Regions from separate parts of the Homo sapiens genome. Here region 2 is linked to region 1. The links are chromatin contacts, found by Hi-C or POLR2A ChIA-PET in ENCODE. All regions are on one chromosome and are shown on one strand. The core of a region is the stretch at or near the end of the contact, and the rest is flanking DNA. Distances in the headings are between cores, read along the strand shown.

What was found. A loop is a pair of places that touch in the nucleus more often than their neighbours do. ChIA-PET counts read pairs that join two places held with the same protein, here RNA polymerase II (POLR2A). Pooled maps may share reads with other maps.
Region 2: a loop to region 1 is called in a map of motor neuron, with 3 times the contacts of the local background. The contact joins two enhancer-like sites. A Hi-C loop is called at or near these places in 103 of 168 maps with a recorded cell type or tissue (A673, CD4-positive, alpha-beta T cell, GM12878 and 55 more), 35 of 37 single-sample maps with no recorded cell type and 47 of 50 pooled maps. POLR2A ChIA-PET finds 5 or more read pairs at or near these places in 2 of 52 experiments (HCT116 and WTC11).

What each region holds. Positions count from the first base shown.
Region 1 is chr18:48,045,935-48,053,700 of GRCh38, forward strand. The region is part of intron 3 of ZBTB7C (zinc finger and BTB domain containing 7C); the gene reads right to left. Among named protein-coding and RNA genes, the nearest start is that of ZBTB7C-AS1, 110 kb to the right of the region's middle. Within about 2 kb of position 4,474, at least 2 of the 41 ENCODE cell types and tissues checked have a DNase peak (open chromatin) inside an H3K27ac peak, as active enhancers do.
Region 2 is chr18:48,436,905-48,444,670 of GRCh38, forward strand. No RefSeq gene overlaps it. Among named protein-coding and RNA genes, the nearest start is that of ZBTB7C, 31 kb to the left of the region's middle. Within about 2 kb of position 4,192, at least 9 of the 41 ENCODE cell types and tissues checked have a DNase peak (open chromatin) inside an H3K27ac peak, as active enhancers do.

The DNA of each region.
Region 1 (7,766 bases), core at 3,224-5,723:
GGCCTTCTGCCAACAGCCAATGCCAACTTGCTAGTTGAATGGGTGAGCCACCTTGAGAGTGGATCCTCCAGCCCCAGTCAGGACTCCCGACGACAGCAGCCCTGGCTGACATCTTGATTGCAACCTCATGAAAGACACTGAACCAGGACTGCTCAGTTGAGCATCTCCTAAATTCCTGATCCACAGAAACTATGAGGCAATAAATGTTTATTCTCACTTTAAGCCACTACATTTTTGTGTTGTTATGCAGTAATAGATAATAATCCAGTGACATCATTTCACAGACACTATAGATTTGTGATATTTATCATAATTTTCTGGCAGATGGCAGTTAAATGTCTCACCTTAACAAAATCCGTGTATTACAACAATGTTTTGATAGATGGAAGCAAATGTATTGAGGAAGTGACACCTTTTTCTAATTCTCACAAAGCCACCCTGTAGGTAGCAGGGTCCTGACCCTCAAAGGGGTCTTCCCATCTGAAAAGACTGTGTGTAAATGAAACGACCCTTCCACTGTTAAGTAAAAAGCCAAAGTCAGTAAAACCCCAGGAAATTAGTTCTCTATGGAGAGCCAAGTTTTCTTGCTTGCTAAGGGCTTATTCCTTTAGAGATGAAAATGTTTTAAAATGCTTTTCAGGGAAAATTCCCACCATTCCTTAAACTTTACTCTGCCTTTTAAAATAGAAGAGCTGGAACCCGTTAGTCCACGTGTTGGTGATCAGCGTCCCACTGTGATAACCATCCGAGCACTCTGAGAAATGGCGTGTGGTTGTCCTGTGCTAAGTGTGGATCTTCTGTGCTTTGAGAGCAATGTCTACTTGCGACTCACAATCAGGAAACCACAGCTGTGTGACTTTGGGAGGCCCTTCCACTTCTCTGGACTTCTGTCTCATCATGTGATAGGATGGTTACGAGAAATCTGATAACATCATGACCATGAGGAGCCAGAAGCGCAAAGTGGATCTGACGATGGGGACAGAACCCACCCTGTGACCCTGGACTTGAAGGCTGGTTTTCCCAGCAGTGACTTCTCACTGCGCCTTGGTTTGTGGCCTTTGTTCCATTCCTGGAGAAACAGATGTAACCATGGTAGCTCAAGGCTGTTTTTCCAGGCAGGAGACTAACCTCAGTGGCAGGGATTGGGAGGGGTGAGCTGCGGTCAGGAGGTGAGGGCTGCCACTTGCTGTTTCATTGTCTTTTTGGGAAGAAGTGTCCCCACCCTGCATGCTGGGAGCTTCCCTGGTGACCCTAAGATTCCCATGCCCTGGTGGGCCAGTAGACAGCAGTGTCCCAAAGGGGATGTCATGCTCCTGCCCCCATGCCTTCCATCCCTTTGCCTCCCATCTTCTAAGCTAAGGCAGTTCTGTCTCCAAGAATAACATGCACAAGGAAAAAAATTCCACACACACACACACACAGACACACATGAGAAACAAAACAAAACACTCAACAGCTAGAAGAGGCTTGATGTGAAGTATGAACCTTTGGTAGGAAGGAGCTAGAAAAAAAATAGAGATGAAAATAAAGGAGAAAGATGGGAAGAGGAGATGAGGAGCTCAGAAATGGAAGAAAGAGGTTAAAGAAGAATGCAGGCGGGTTGAAACCTTCTTAGATGTGGCCACTATTCCAGAGGACATCCCCTGGGCCTCTGCCTTCAGTGGAAGGTTCTAGAACCCGGGTAAGTCCAAGCAACCCTGTCTGAAAAAATGGCACTTCCCTCTCTGGGCCTCAGTTTGTTCAACTGTAAAATGAGAGCATCTGTCCTCTCAGAGAGAGACTGTGCTCCCCTCTCTCCCTACCAAGGGGCCAGCAAGCTAGTGAGCTTTTGCAATAATAGCTACCATTTATTGAATGCCACTTGTCACGTCAGTCATCACACCTCTAATCCTTTCTCAAGCAACACAACTCTGAAAGATATAGATTTTTATCAGCACCTCCAATTTACAGATAATAAAACAGGTATGGAGAGGGCAGGTAGCTTGCCCATTGCCACCCAGCCAGCCAATGTCTGAGCCAGGATTTGAACCCAGCTGCGTTTGATGCCAAAGCTCATATTTGTTCCCCTTCACCATGCTGCCCCCTGGGAAGTCCAATTCAAGGGCAGGGGGATTTGGACCCTTCCCCTGGGAGGCTGACTCTTAGTCTAGGGGTTTAATCAGAGCCAGCCTGGAAAGATGAGCAGAGGGGGCTGAGACCCAAGCTTGCCAGGTGACTAAGGAGTATGGAGTGCAAATGAGTGGTATGGGCAGAAAGGTACCGATCCCTGTGGGCTGGGGGTCAGGGAAGGCTTCTAGGAACAGGGGCCTTGTCTGAGCTGTGAAGAGTAGAAAGCATTTTGTTGGGCAGAGGGGGCAGGAAGAACATGCTCTACATCATTTGAATCCGGAATGGATCTGGAGAGCTTTAAATCCCTTCTGAAAATAGGCTTAACCTGGATTCCCCAAGTGGGATCAAACAAATTGTCCTCAGCTGGTGCTGACACTGTGCCTGGAGTTGACTGAGGAGGTTGAGGGTGAGGTCCCCGCTCTCAGATAGCCTGGGCTGACATCTTCGCTTCACCACCCCATGACCTGTGGGACTTGGTAATTACCCTCCTTGAGCTGGGTTTCCTCATCTGTACAATGAGGATGAGTTGCCATGAGGATCAAATGAGGTAATGCACACAAATTGCCTCCTGATATGTAGTCAGTGCTCAACCAATGCTAGCAATTGTGAAGTCCAGGAAGGATGCAGACATCTTATGGGTGTTTTTGCAGGGATGGGGCCATAACAGAAACCAATTTGCCTTCTGCACAGTTTTGCAGAGATCTACGCTATTGAAGACACTCCCTGAGAAGGGTCCTTACAGGCTCCCAGGGCTCTCCCCTGGCATCTGTTCGGAGCATCACCATCTTCTAAGGTTTTTTCATACCTCCTTGTCTCAGGTACTTCTAACCCAAAGAGCTTGGCAAGGCTGGTACAAATTTTACGTCCATTTTACAGATGAGAAAATTAGGCACAGAACGAAGCCCATGCCCCAGGCCACATGGCAAATCAGTGTCAGAGCTAGAATTAGAACTAGGATGTTTTAACCCATTTATGCCTAGTGTTCCATTATTGGAACACTAAGCTTGTGGGAGTTATTTATAGCCTACTGCTCAAGGTCATCGCCAAAGTCTGATTTTTCACAAAAAGATTCTCAACCTCTTGCATAAATAGGTTAATGCCCAAGCCTGTGTCCCCTCTGTTAGACCACAGTGCCCCCAACTAGGTGCAAGCCTGCCTGGCTAGTAAAGGACTCGTGTTCTAGTCTTAGTTTTACTAGGAACATGAAGTGCTGGTGTAGGCAAATTATATACTTCTGCTGCCTCAGTTTCCTTATCTAGGAAATGGGGAAGTAATTGCATGGATCTCGCCGAGTGGTATGTGAGTGGAATGAGTCAGCCTGAGGTTCCAGGCACACTTGGGTTATTTGGAAGTCCCATTCCCCCAGTGAGATCACCTGCTTCAAGGCAGGGTCTATTTCTTGTATTTCTGCATTACTCCCAGGATGCCAGCAAGTAGGAACATGGTAGACACTGTATGAATGAGATTGGTTCAAATAAACAAAGGGGATAGCTTTGAAATCACAAAAGGCAGTGGGATGGCCCCAGCCCTCTGCCGTGGGATACCTGACATTTGAACAGAGCCCTATCATTCATAAGGTGCTTATATTAATTCATTTCATTCTTCTGCTGGTATTATGATCCCTGTTATGGTAATCAGAGAGGCTAAGTGACCTGCTCCAAGTCACGCAGCTAGAAAACAGCAGGGTGGGAACTGGATTTCTGCTTGAGTCCCATTGCTTTCCTGCCCTTCAAGAATAGAACTGTTGGTGCAATTCTATTGCTATGATCCACAAGTCTGGTGCCTCCCTGAATCCTGCTCAGCTCAGCAAATCTGGGCTCAGGATGGTGGTTCCATCTGCCAAATCCCCAGGGCAAGCTGGCCCCAGCCAGCCGACTCCCACTATCCCGGAAGCTGTCCCCACCCAGTCTCCAGCCTCCACCTCCTCCCATGCCCAGGCCTGGAGCTTCACAGCCACCTGGTGGAATTAGTGGCTGAGGTGGGGGTGGGAGGTGTGCTGCATGGGGTGAGAAGGGATGTGGATTTCCTCTCCAGATGTGGGAATGAGGTTGGGCAGCGGCTACCTGCGTTCTTTGAGCAGGTCTTTACTCGTGGTCTGTAGGCACTGAAATCCACAAAGGGGTGGTGGGTTAGGGCAGGATAAAGGGTGGGAGACCTGGCCCAAGCAGCTGGCCAGCCCTAGATCTCTGCTGGGCACACCCACCCAGCCCTTGGCAGTTTCCCCAAGCAAGGTGGTCACACCCCTTGGCCCTGGAATGCCCCTGGGCCTTGGCTGCCCCAGAGGCTGGAACCAGACATGTGGGCTGGGAGGCTGGGCAGGGCTACTTCAACTTTTAGCCTGTGCCCTGCCCGCCACGAGCACCCCAGGCAGAGCGCCCACACTGGGTAAAGCCGGCCCCACCTGCTCTGCCACCCTGCCAGGACACGCCTAGAGCCCGCAGTCCCCAGCTGAGCCTGGCCCACTCAGCCCCTCAGGGTTTCTGTGCGATTTGCTCTGAGCTTTCTTCCTCTGCTAAGGGCAATGGCCATCCAGGTGTTCCCTTACAGCTGGAATGCAGGCCCTTCCCACCTCACACAATTGTGCACCCCCTCCTCTTTCCCTGCAATGTCCAGCCCCCTTGACAAGACAAGCAAGGGCCCAGAAGAGGCCAGACCCAGGAAGCAGGCACCCCTGGGTTCTCATCCCAGTCACAGACAGATTTTCTCTGCCCCTACATCTAAGGTCTGAGTTTTTTTTCTGCAACCAGTCACTCAAGTCTCTGCTTCATGGTTCTCTGCTGAAACCCCCTGGGTTAACAATGCCACATGCCTGTTGAGCTTTACTTTCAGGAAAGCTTGTTCACAGGCATTTTTCTTCATGTTTTCCTAGGATCCCTGTGTACATAAGGAATTATTTTGCCTATTTTGCCAACGAGAAACCTAAGCTCCTGCTGGTGAATTGATTTGCCCAAGGTCACAGAACTGTGTAAGTGACAGAGGTCCCAAACCTCCTGCTGGTCACCTAGGCTCTGCCCCCTGTATGAGGCTGTATCCCCTGTTGACCTCCAGCCCCAACATCATCGCCACCTCTTCAACCCTTTCTCCATCTCCTCTACACCAGCATTGGTTTGATTTTATCAGAACAAGGTCTAAGATCCCCATAGAGGTTTAGAGTAGGGCAAAAGCCAGGGTGCGCTTCTCTAGGCTGGACTTGAAGGGTACCGAAGAGCGTAGCCCAAGGGATGGGCAGATGGGTGAGGAAGAATGAGGGGAAGCCTCACACCTGGGCTTTGGGGATAGAAATGGGTGTGGGATTCAGGCTGAGGGTACATGAGTGTCAGAGCTGCTCAGTCACACCTAGAGGACCCCCTTCGTCTATGTAGAGGCTGCCTGAGGCCTCTGGGGCAATCTGAAGTGGATGTGCCAGGACCACTGCCCTCATCCCCTCATCCAAGGGGTGGCTTGGAGCCTTTTACCTTTCAAAGCACTTTGACCTCTTTGGTGGCAGGCCAGGCGGAATTATGCCTATTTGACAGATGAGGAAACTAAAGTGAAGGTGAGGCTAAGGTCACAAAGTGATGGGATGAGAGTGGGGGCGCTCGCATCTTCCCTGAGGCCATTGCTTTTGCTAATGCACCATGCAGGGGACTTGCAAGAAAGACAGAAAAAGTGGGTTCCCTACGGGGCTGCCTGGCCTCAGTCACAAAGTGAGGGCTCGTTTCAGTTTGCTAGGGTGCAACTGCAGGGTCAAGAGCTGGCGGGACACACCAATGGAGAGGAGTGCCACCGCAGATGGCTGGCACCCTGGCCGGGTTGGCCATGGAAGTCTGCGGCAGGCAAATCAAATGGTGCCCCTTCAAGCTGTTGTTCTTTAATTATTTTTTCATCCTTTATTTTCTAGGGGGCAGTGGGGGGAGACTTGTTTTCTTTTAAGAAAAGTTGCACACCTCTTTCATGTTCAAAATAAAGGATTTACTACTTGTGTTTATTACAGGCGATTTCCTGAGCCAGAAAACTTCTTGGGAGGCTTATTAAACCTTATTAAACCACTGAAAATTTAGATAATAAAATAAATCACTCGTCTCCCATAAACAGCACTAGGCCACGCGTTACTGAGTTTCATACTCCCAATGGCCTCAGGCTGCCTTCACAGGAGATGTCCCCTTCTGGTGTTGGATGGCTCCCTGGAGGGTGGGGCTGTGGTGGAAGGGTGGGACAAGCATCAACCCATGAGAGCACTATTCTTTGTAGCCATTTCTGCCCAAAGGGGCCATCTCCTCTAGTAGAGTGGAAATGGTTTAGATTTTGCTAGTTATTGAAGAGGTTGTGTGTGGATAACTGGGCTAAGTGGTACCATATTTTGACCCTTCCTGGGGATATTTTGGCATCTGTTCTAGAAGGCATTAAGGTGCTCCACAGCTGGCTAGCCTCTGAGTGTGCTGTCTGCATGCCTCTTCTACCCACGTGCCAAGGGCTCCCAGTGCTGTGGGTAGGGCTCTGGAAGCTGAGTCCATTGCTGCTGGCCCTGGGGACTTTACACCAGGCAGAAAGGAAAGCAGAGGCCAGGTGAGGGGGCCATAGTTGGAGCAGAGAAAGGCCGGGAGCATGAGGAGCAAAGGCTGGGAAGTACCCAGGTGTGCAGTCAGCAGACAGCAGGCCAAAACCCTCTGGGGGAGGAATTATAGTTAAAATCCTAGCTCTGCTCTGCAACTGCTTCATGTGACCTTGAAGCGGCCGGGTCCCTGTTTGAGCTTCAGTTTCTTCTTTTATATAAGACTAGCTGGTTGTGAATGTCCCTTGCTGCCCACACATGAATCCATTTCAATATTTTGGTTCCAGGATAGATCCTTGGATTCTGAGGTCATGCACAGCTCGACTTCAGATGTCTTGGGGCTGCTGCATCTCACTTTGGGTTTCCTGTGACCTTGACTTTGCCCTCTTTCTCCTCCCACCCCCTTCACTTTAGTTCTCTCTGGGACCCTGCCAAGTTACACAGGAAAATACATGTGAACACACGTTGGACTTTCAGATGACGAGTGTTCTACAAGGTCAAGGTGGGGTTATTATTTGACCACAGTGAGTAGAGTGATGACGACTCAACAGGTTGGTAAAAGTGCTTGATGCGTCCCTTCCGCCTGCCCCAGAGGAAAAGTGAGGAGGCAGCTTCCATGTCTGTCTTCCCATCGCCCCTACAGTGGCCAAGAATGGGCATGGAGTTGGGAGCGGCCGCTTCTGCAGAATGTGCACAGATTCATTACAGACACCCCACAGGCCTTGCATGCGCGGGTTGGGGAATGGACAGGAACACAACTCATTCTCCCATAATGGTGACTTCAGGTATGCTGCACAGAGACACAGTAAACAGGTGATGGAAGGACCAATTCTGAGATTCCTTCACCTTTGACTGAATCAAACTGGTCACTGAGATGTACTCTGGGTGCCCATTAGGTACCAGTCGCTGTCCTAAATATTTTACATTTATATTTATATTTATATTTGCATTTATATTTCTCTCATTTCATCCTCTCAAAAACCCCATGAGGTGGCTACTGTCATCATTATCACCCCATTTTTCAAGTAGGGAAACTGAGGTAGAGCCGAGGCTTGAACCTAAGCAGTCAGGTTCCGGGTTTCCTAAGCAGTCTGCAACTGTCTCTCTCAGCTACTGCAGTATTTAC
Region 2 (7,766 bases), core at 2,942-5,441, 390 kb after region 1:
AGCCTGGGTGACAGAGAGAGATTCCATAGAAAAAAATTAATTAAGAAAAATAAAGCTTAAAGCTTACAATTGAAAAATTAACAGGCAGCAAGGCAAGTTTCAACATATCATTCAGAGACATGGAAATACAGTCAAGGGTTGCCTAACAATAGGAATACATTCTGAGAAATGTGTGGTTAGACGATTTTGTTACTTGTGAATATTATAGAGTGTACTTACACAAACCTAGGTGGCACAGCCTACTACACTGAGGCTACGTGTTACAGCCTGTTGCTCCCAGGCTACAAACCTGTACAGCAAGTCACTGTACTGAATACTGTAGGCAAATGTAATACAATGGTAAGTCTTCGTGTATCTAAACATAGAAAAGGCACAACAAAATATAGTTTTATAATCTTATGGGACCACCATCACATATGTGGCTTGTCGTTGACCAAAAAAACGTCATTACATGGTATGTGACTGTAATTACCAAAATAATCAGAGCTGAAATGGTTGCCCCTGGGAAGGAAGAAATGGAGGGAAAGGTAGGGGGCTGCTGTTTTTCATATCAAAGCTTGTAAACTGATCTGACTTTTTAATCTATGCTTTGATTAAAATATAAAACTTTTAACATAAAATTAAGAAATAATTAAATGGTGGCAATAATGCTGCCTCTTATCACTCTACTGGGTCTGAGAAATTATAAATTGCCACATAAGTAAAAGGTATTTTTTGGCTAATGAAGCACAGCAGCAATGTGCAGGTCAGAATTTATCATCTGGTTGATATTTTGAAATGTCACAGCTCTGTCATGTACGCTCCATCTTCCAAGTTGTGCATAACTTGCTCCAAAATTGAGGAAACATTCACGCTCCACACACATACACACACACACTCTCTCACACACACACAGAGACAAGAATAGCCAAGGCAGTTGTATAATAAAATAGCAGAGGGCTTGCTTCACCAGATATTAAGACTTTGTAGAAAACAAAATGTTAATGAAGTATGGTATTGGCACAGAAGAAAGCAGCACACCAATAAAATCAAATAGAGGGGCCAAAGATACCCCAACACACAAATGGAGCCCCGAAAGTTCGCAAACACCGGGGAAAGCACACGCTGTAAACAAATGGGATTGGGGTGACTGGTTATCTAAATGGAAAAATTAACGTTATCTCTAATGTTCTATTTTGTTTTTTAAGGGAGAAGTGAAAACAGATAGTAAATACTAAGATTTCAGATTTTAGAAGCTGAGTAAGAGTTAGGTTGCAATGGTCTGAATATTTGTGTCTTCCTCCAAATTGCTGTGTTGAAGTCTTCACCCCCCAAGTGATGGTATTAGGAGGTGGGGCCTTTGGGAGGTGATTAGACCACAAGGGGTCATGATTGGGATCAGTGCCCTTACAACAGAGGCCCCCAAGAGCTGGTTACTCCCTTCCACCATGTAAGGACACAGCAAGAAGGCAAGGAGCCAGGAAGTGGGACTTCACCAGACACCAAATCTGCTAGTGTCTTGATCTTAGACCGCCCGTCCTCCAAAACTGAGAAATAAATCCAATAATGCTTCTACCTGTTAATATATGAGCCACCTGGTTTATAGTATTTTGGCATAGCAGCCTGGACAGACTAAGACATAAGTAAAAACAGAAAAGCAAAATTTGATATTGTGATATAATAAGAAATATACATTTATTCTCTGCCCCTGATTCCTGGCACACAGCTCCTAAAACCCTTGTAGATGGGGCACTAGAAAAATATTTGTTCTAATAATTGGTCTTTGACCATGATTTCTGACATAGAACTCCTAAGACCTTTGTAATTTCCTGAGTGACAGGAGTATCGACATAGAGCTCCTAAATCCTTTGAAATTTCTTGGGTGATAGGAGCATCTTTTGTTCTAATGAGGCAACTCTTGAAGGGCTCTTGGATGGCCTCAGGATGGGGGCTGGTTGCCAGGGGAAACAACCATGTGATTGGAGGGTTGGAACCTTCAGTCCCACCCCCTAAACCTCCAGAGAGGGTAGTGGGGCTGAAGGTTGAGTTGATCACTAACTAATGGGCAATGATTTAATCAACCAAGCCTGTGTAATGAAGCCTCCATAAAAACCCAAAAGAACAGGGTTCAGAGAGCTCTGGGTAGCTGAGCACGTGGAGGTGTCTGGAGGGTGGCACCCCCGGAAAGGGCATGGAAGCTCGGTGCCCCTTCCCACATATCTTGCTCCATACATCTCTTCCATCTTCTTCTGTATCCTTTGTAAAATCATTTATAATAAATGGGTTAATGTAAGTAAAGTGTTTCCTTGAGTTCTATGAGTCATCCTAGCAAATTAATTGAACCCAAGGAGGGGGTAGTGAGATTTATAACCAGTCGGTCAGAAGCACAGATCACAATCTGGGGCTTGTGTCTGGCCCCTTAAGGTAAGGGGCAGTCCTGTGGGACCAAGCCCTAACCTGTGGGATCTGACACTGTCTCCAGGAATTGTCAGAGTTGAGTTAAATTATAGGACACCTAGCTGGTGTGGCTACAGAATTGATTAGTTGATGGGAAAAACCCCACACACATTTTGGTGACCGCAGGGGAAGCATCCTGTGTTCTGAGAGTATATAGTAAGAGGAAAAAGAGTTTGTTTCTTTTTTTTCCCCCAGAAAAATTAAGCTTCACTGTGGGTGCTGTGTTGTTGATAGACTGAGAAGTGGGAGGTGAGAATCCAGCTAAGGGGAACAACTGGAGACTATTGCAACACCAAGGAGAAGAGACAACGTGTGTTTGAACCAGAAATGGTGGTGGGGATGTAGGGGAAGACTGGGTCCTGCAGACATCACTGAGGGCAACTTGACAAGACCTAACAACTCATTGGATTTCGATGATCAGAGAAAAGAGATGTCAATGGACTCCCAGGTATCCAGCCTTGGAGCCTGGAAGGATGTGCCAATGTTAATAGCTATAAGTAATACAGGCTTAACAGCTCTAGGTGGGTAACAATTGTTTCCATTGTGGATATTTTAGATCTAACACTGCTGCAGAACTGGTAGATGGAGATGTCCAATAAGTACAGTGACAAATGCAGGTCAAAAGAGAATTGGAGCTGGAAACATACTTGGGGAGTCCTTGGTGGGTGGAATTAAGTTCCCTGATATGTGCTCTCGAGACCCTCTCCCCACTTCCCATCATGGAGCTTGTCATGATGGATTGAAACCACTTGTTTTCTCTTTAGGCTGTGAATCCTATGACGATGGAGGCAGTCTTGTTCTCCACCGTATTCTTTGTGTCTGGACTGAGGACCTGGATTATTGAGGACCTAATAAAGCAAAGATGATCAAGAACAGGTTCTTAGGGAACATCAAAACTAAAGGGCTAGATAGCAAGAAAAGACCATCAAAGGAGCTGTCAAAGTAATCACCAGAGAAAGAGAAGCGTTATGGGATATGGAGTCCCTGGACCCAAAGAGAGAGAGAATTTCTAGAGTAGAGGGTGGTGCAGTGGTCAAGATGTTCTTGTCCTAGATAGCTTTTGCACCTGCCCCTTCCCAGCCCAGCCCTCTCTAGAGAAACCGCCCAGTGCACAGGTACCACACCTCTCCCCTTCTCCACAGAGGCTGATTAGACCAAGGATGGACACCTGACCCAAGGCTGTGTTCACTAGTGGTGAGGTTTTAAGGGAAAGTAGAGGGAGGGAGAAGTCAGTATCATGACAAGCCAAAGCCTTGTGACATTTACGAGTGACAGGGACTCTGGATAAACAAAGGAAACTCATAATGGACAGAAAGAGAGAATGAAGCAGACAGGCCATCTCCATTCCAGATAACTTTCCAGCTTCCAGCTTCAGCCCCTGCAAGACCCAGCCTCATCTTAGGTTTCATAGGATCCAATAAACTCCCTTTTTCTTAAGCTCATTTGAATGAATTTCAGTTCTTCCTACCTACCTGACTCCAACTAGAACTGTCTTTACATCTGCTATTTACATAATAATTTAAGGGAAATCAAAAGTCTATGGATTTAGAAAACTCTTTCCTTTAACTGGAGATCATCAGGAATCCTCCACTCATATTAAAAATATAATCTTCGCTTATAGTTGGAACACCCCCATTTCGAATTTTCAAGCTGGAGGAATCTCAGAATAGGACAGCGAGGAGGTTGACGGCCTGCAGTCATGTGCTAGTTAGTATCCTAGGAAGGACTCAATTACAGAATGCCTGACTCCAGTCCAGGGACCTTGCCACAACCTTACCCCATCCCCGCCACCCCTGGGCTCAGGGAAACAAATCCCAATTCATTGCTTAATCGGGCTGAGGACTCAGCCCCACCAGTCCTCCACCGAATCTAACTACAGGAGGAAATGCTCCAAGTCCTCGGCTGAGTTCTCCGTAGTCAGACCCCTCTGTCAGGAAAGTGGCTTAAATGAATTTAAACCCACCCAGGTTGGCCTGTGAGGGCTGTTCCATTAAAGCTGAAGGCCAGGCAGGATTCCGCTTGTTGAAATCTGTGTTCCTTTTGTACACTTTTAAAGTCACATCTGGTGCTGACCTTAGAAACAGCACTTGTGTGCTGAATGAATGCAGTGTGACTGCGTGTGCTCAGGGTTTTGGGACTTCTCTGAAAGGCGCTCCCAACCCTCCCAAACTGGCACAGGATGTCCGGCCGTGGTCGGCTTCCTCCACCGCGGCAGAGGATGCCAACTGAAACACGACCTCCTGCCAAGACTCTGGGACCACGCTCAGATCCAGGTCCCTGGGGGCAAAAGGCAGCTCTGTGCCAAGTTCTCCAAAGCCCGGCTCCTCCCGGGCTCTCATCCTGAAAGTGCTCTGGCCTCCTCTTTGGAAAAGGCCCATCAATCTTCTGAGGATTTCTGACACCGGTCGGAGCGCTGGAAACTGCAAGCCCTTCTCAGTCTGTCAGCTGCCTCACACTCTCCAGCCCGGCGAAGCTGTGTGCAGTGTCTGGAAAAGCAGTTACTGGTTTGGTTGTGGTCTGCCTTTGCAGCTGAGCTGGTTCCAAGTGCCACGTCCTCCACCGGCTGCTCTGGCCCAGGACACTCAGGAAAGGTGACAAGGCGGCCCCCTTGCACACTTGCCTGGAGCTATGCTCCCTCCATTTCTTGGAATCCAAGTATATTTTCTTTTGTGGAATGAATGAATACAAAGGGTGCCACCCCTTTGCCCAGCCCCCCATCTGAAATTCTTCCTCCAGCTGTCTCGATAGCGATGCTTGACAGACTGGAGGAGAATAGTTTGAATGAAGCTTCCCAGTGCAATATTTCCCTGGGCTTGAGTTGAATTGATCTAGCCTGTGATGCCATTTATCTTCACAACCTTCTTAGAGAGGAGCAGGGGAACAAATCTCTTTCGTTCGCATATGGGGAAACTGAGACTAAGGGAAGCTACAGAGACAACTGTAGGGAAAAAGCCAGCAGAGCAGGGCCAATCTGAGAAAATGCATGCTGATGAGATAGTCTTTTCCTGAGGGATTTACACAATCACTGGGCATAGAGGACAACATGGGAGGGGACTTAGGAAGAACTGGAGATGGGCCCCCTTACAAAATTCGTTTGGGTGAACTCAAATTTAAACGTGCACCCCCACCTCCAAGTCTGGTACTCTTGTGCTGGTGCCCCAAAACCTAGGACAGGAGATGGCAGCTCCAGCGAGGTTTCCCTGATCACTCCTGTCCCCATCCAGCCCTCCCCTCTAAGCTATTCTCTCAATCACAGCCTGAACCACCCTTCCTTCTTTATGGTTTTTTACTGTTTTCAAATTCATGTTGGTCTTCTCTCACTCAGCTAGATTACTTGCTGCTTCTCAAGGGATGGACTGTGCCCTAGATTTTAGAAACCCCAACCCTTCTGGGTTTTCTCTTTGTTTTCTCACTGTTTGCCAAATGATGGTGTCACACACACAGCCCCAGGGGCAGGATCAAAGAAGGCAGTCACTTGGGACTTGGGGGAAAGCAGTCTTGTTTTCCATGAGAAACAACCAGGGGGAGAAAAAAATCAATGTCTGAAATAACTGTTGAGAAAGAAGTGTGGCTTTCTCTTGGAGTCATAGAAAGTGGTTCTGATGTCAGCCTCACACGTAAGAGAATGGATCCAGGGTGAATCCCTAGTAGCTGGCTGAGGCTGACTCAACCCACAGGGAGCTGCCCAGCACATCAAGTATGTGGATTCTCCAGCAGCTACTCCTGCCAGAAACTTCTACCTGTGCCTATTATGCCCATGGCCCCATGATCTCCTGGAACAGCAACCCGAGGGGCCTACCTACCATGTTTCAGCCTCACAGCCAGCCAATTTCACCTCCCTGGCACTACCCATAGTAAATGCCATGAAGGAGACTCAGACTCAGGGGACCACAAATCTGCCCCATCTTGAGCAAATGATTTCCATTCTCTGGCTCTTGGTGTTAGTATCTTTGTAAAACAAAAAAATCAGACTAGCTGATCTGTGAGGGACCCTCTACCTCCAAAACTGCATTGTCTAGACTGGCAGGGAGTGTGTGGGTTTGGTTCTTATTTGGTTGGTTATCTTGTGTATGTCTTGGCCCATGCATGGCCACTTTGGCCCAGGGTGGAGAGCATCATTATCTACACCAAGTACTCTGTAACTAGAGAGTGACTATGTTGCTCCCCTCCAGGGAGGCCAGGGGTGGGCCTAAGGCATCCCAAAAGATGTGTGAAATGTCTTTGAAGTCAATAATTTCCCTTAGAAATTCATGTATATTTTGCATTCTTTTCTATATTATTACTGAGTTGCTTAATATAGGAATTTTTGTCCCCAAATCTTAGGATAAAGTGACCCTCCAGGAGGATGCTTCTTGCTAAAAGAAGCTTGTTTGAGCTTCCTGTAATGAACTGCTACATACTCCTGAAACGGGTTTAAGAAGCACTAATCTGGCCAGGCATGGTGGCTCATGCCTGTAATCCCAGCACTTCGGGAGGCCGAGGCAGGCAGATCATGAAGTCAGGAGATTGAGACCATCCTGGCTAACATGATGAAACCCTATCTCTACTAAAAACACAAAAAAATTAGCCAGGCGTGGTGGTGGGCACCTGTAGTCCCAGCTACTTGGGATGCTGAGGCAGGAGAATGGCATGAACCCAGGAGGTGGAGGTTGCAGTGAGCCAAGGTCACGCCACTGCACTCCAGCCTGGGTGACAGAGCAAGACTCCGTCTCAAAACAAAAACAAAAACAAAAACAAAAACAAAAAAACAAAAAAGAAGCACTAATAAGCACTAATCTGTGGGTGTTTGCAGGAACACCCAGGGCTGAAAATTCATCTTTTGATCCATCCAGGAATCCCTTCTCAGATATTCATCCTTTTCTGTTAAAATGCAAATTCCCTTGGGAAGGGGCTAAAAGTTAGAAAAAAACTGAGACAAATACAAAATTCTTTACTTGTGTCTGAGAGTCAATTACAGCAGGACAGTCCGTGGCTCTTTGGATCAGCAGTGGCTGGTGGCTGAGGATTTTGGTAAACTTCAGTTGAGTCAACACTGTGATTTGACTGTGTCCTTCAGAGCAAGAAGGACTTAGTCTCAGCACTAAGCAGGCCTCCTGGAGAACTGCATTCAGAGCTGGAACCATATGTCAGAGGGATTTGGACTAAACAGCAATGATCTGGACAGAGATCACGGACGTATGTCACATGGGGAATGAATGGAGAGATCAGGATGGGAGTGGGCTGGGAGATGCTCCCAATAGTCATCATGGGAATGGGTTTTTGATTTGTGTAGCTCCAAAGGGCAGAACCTAGACTAGCACTCCTGCATTTTAGGAGTGCAGATTTTAGCT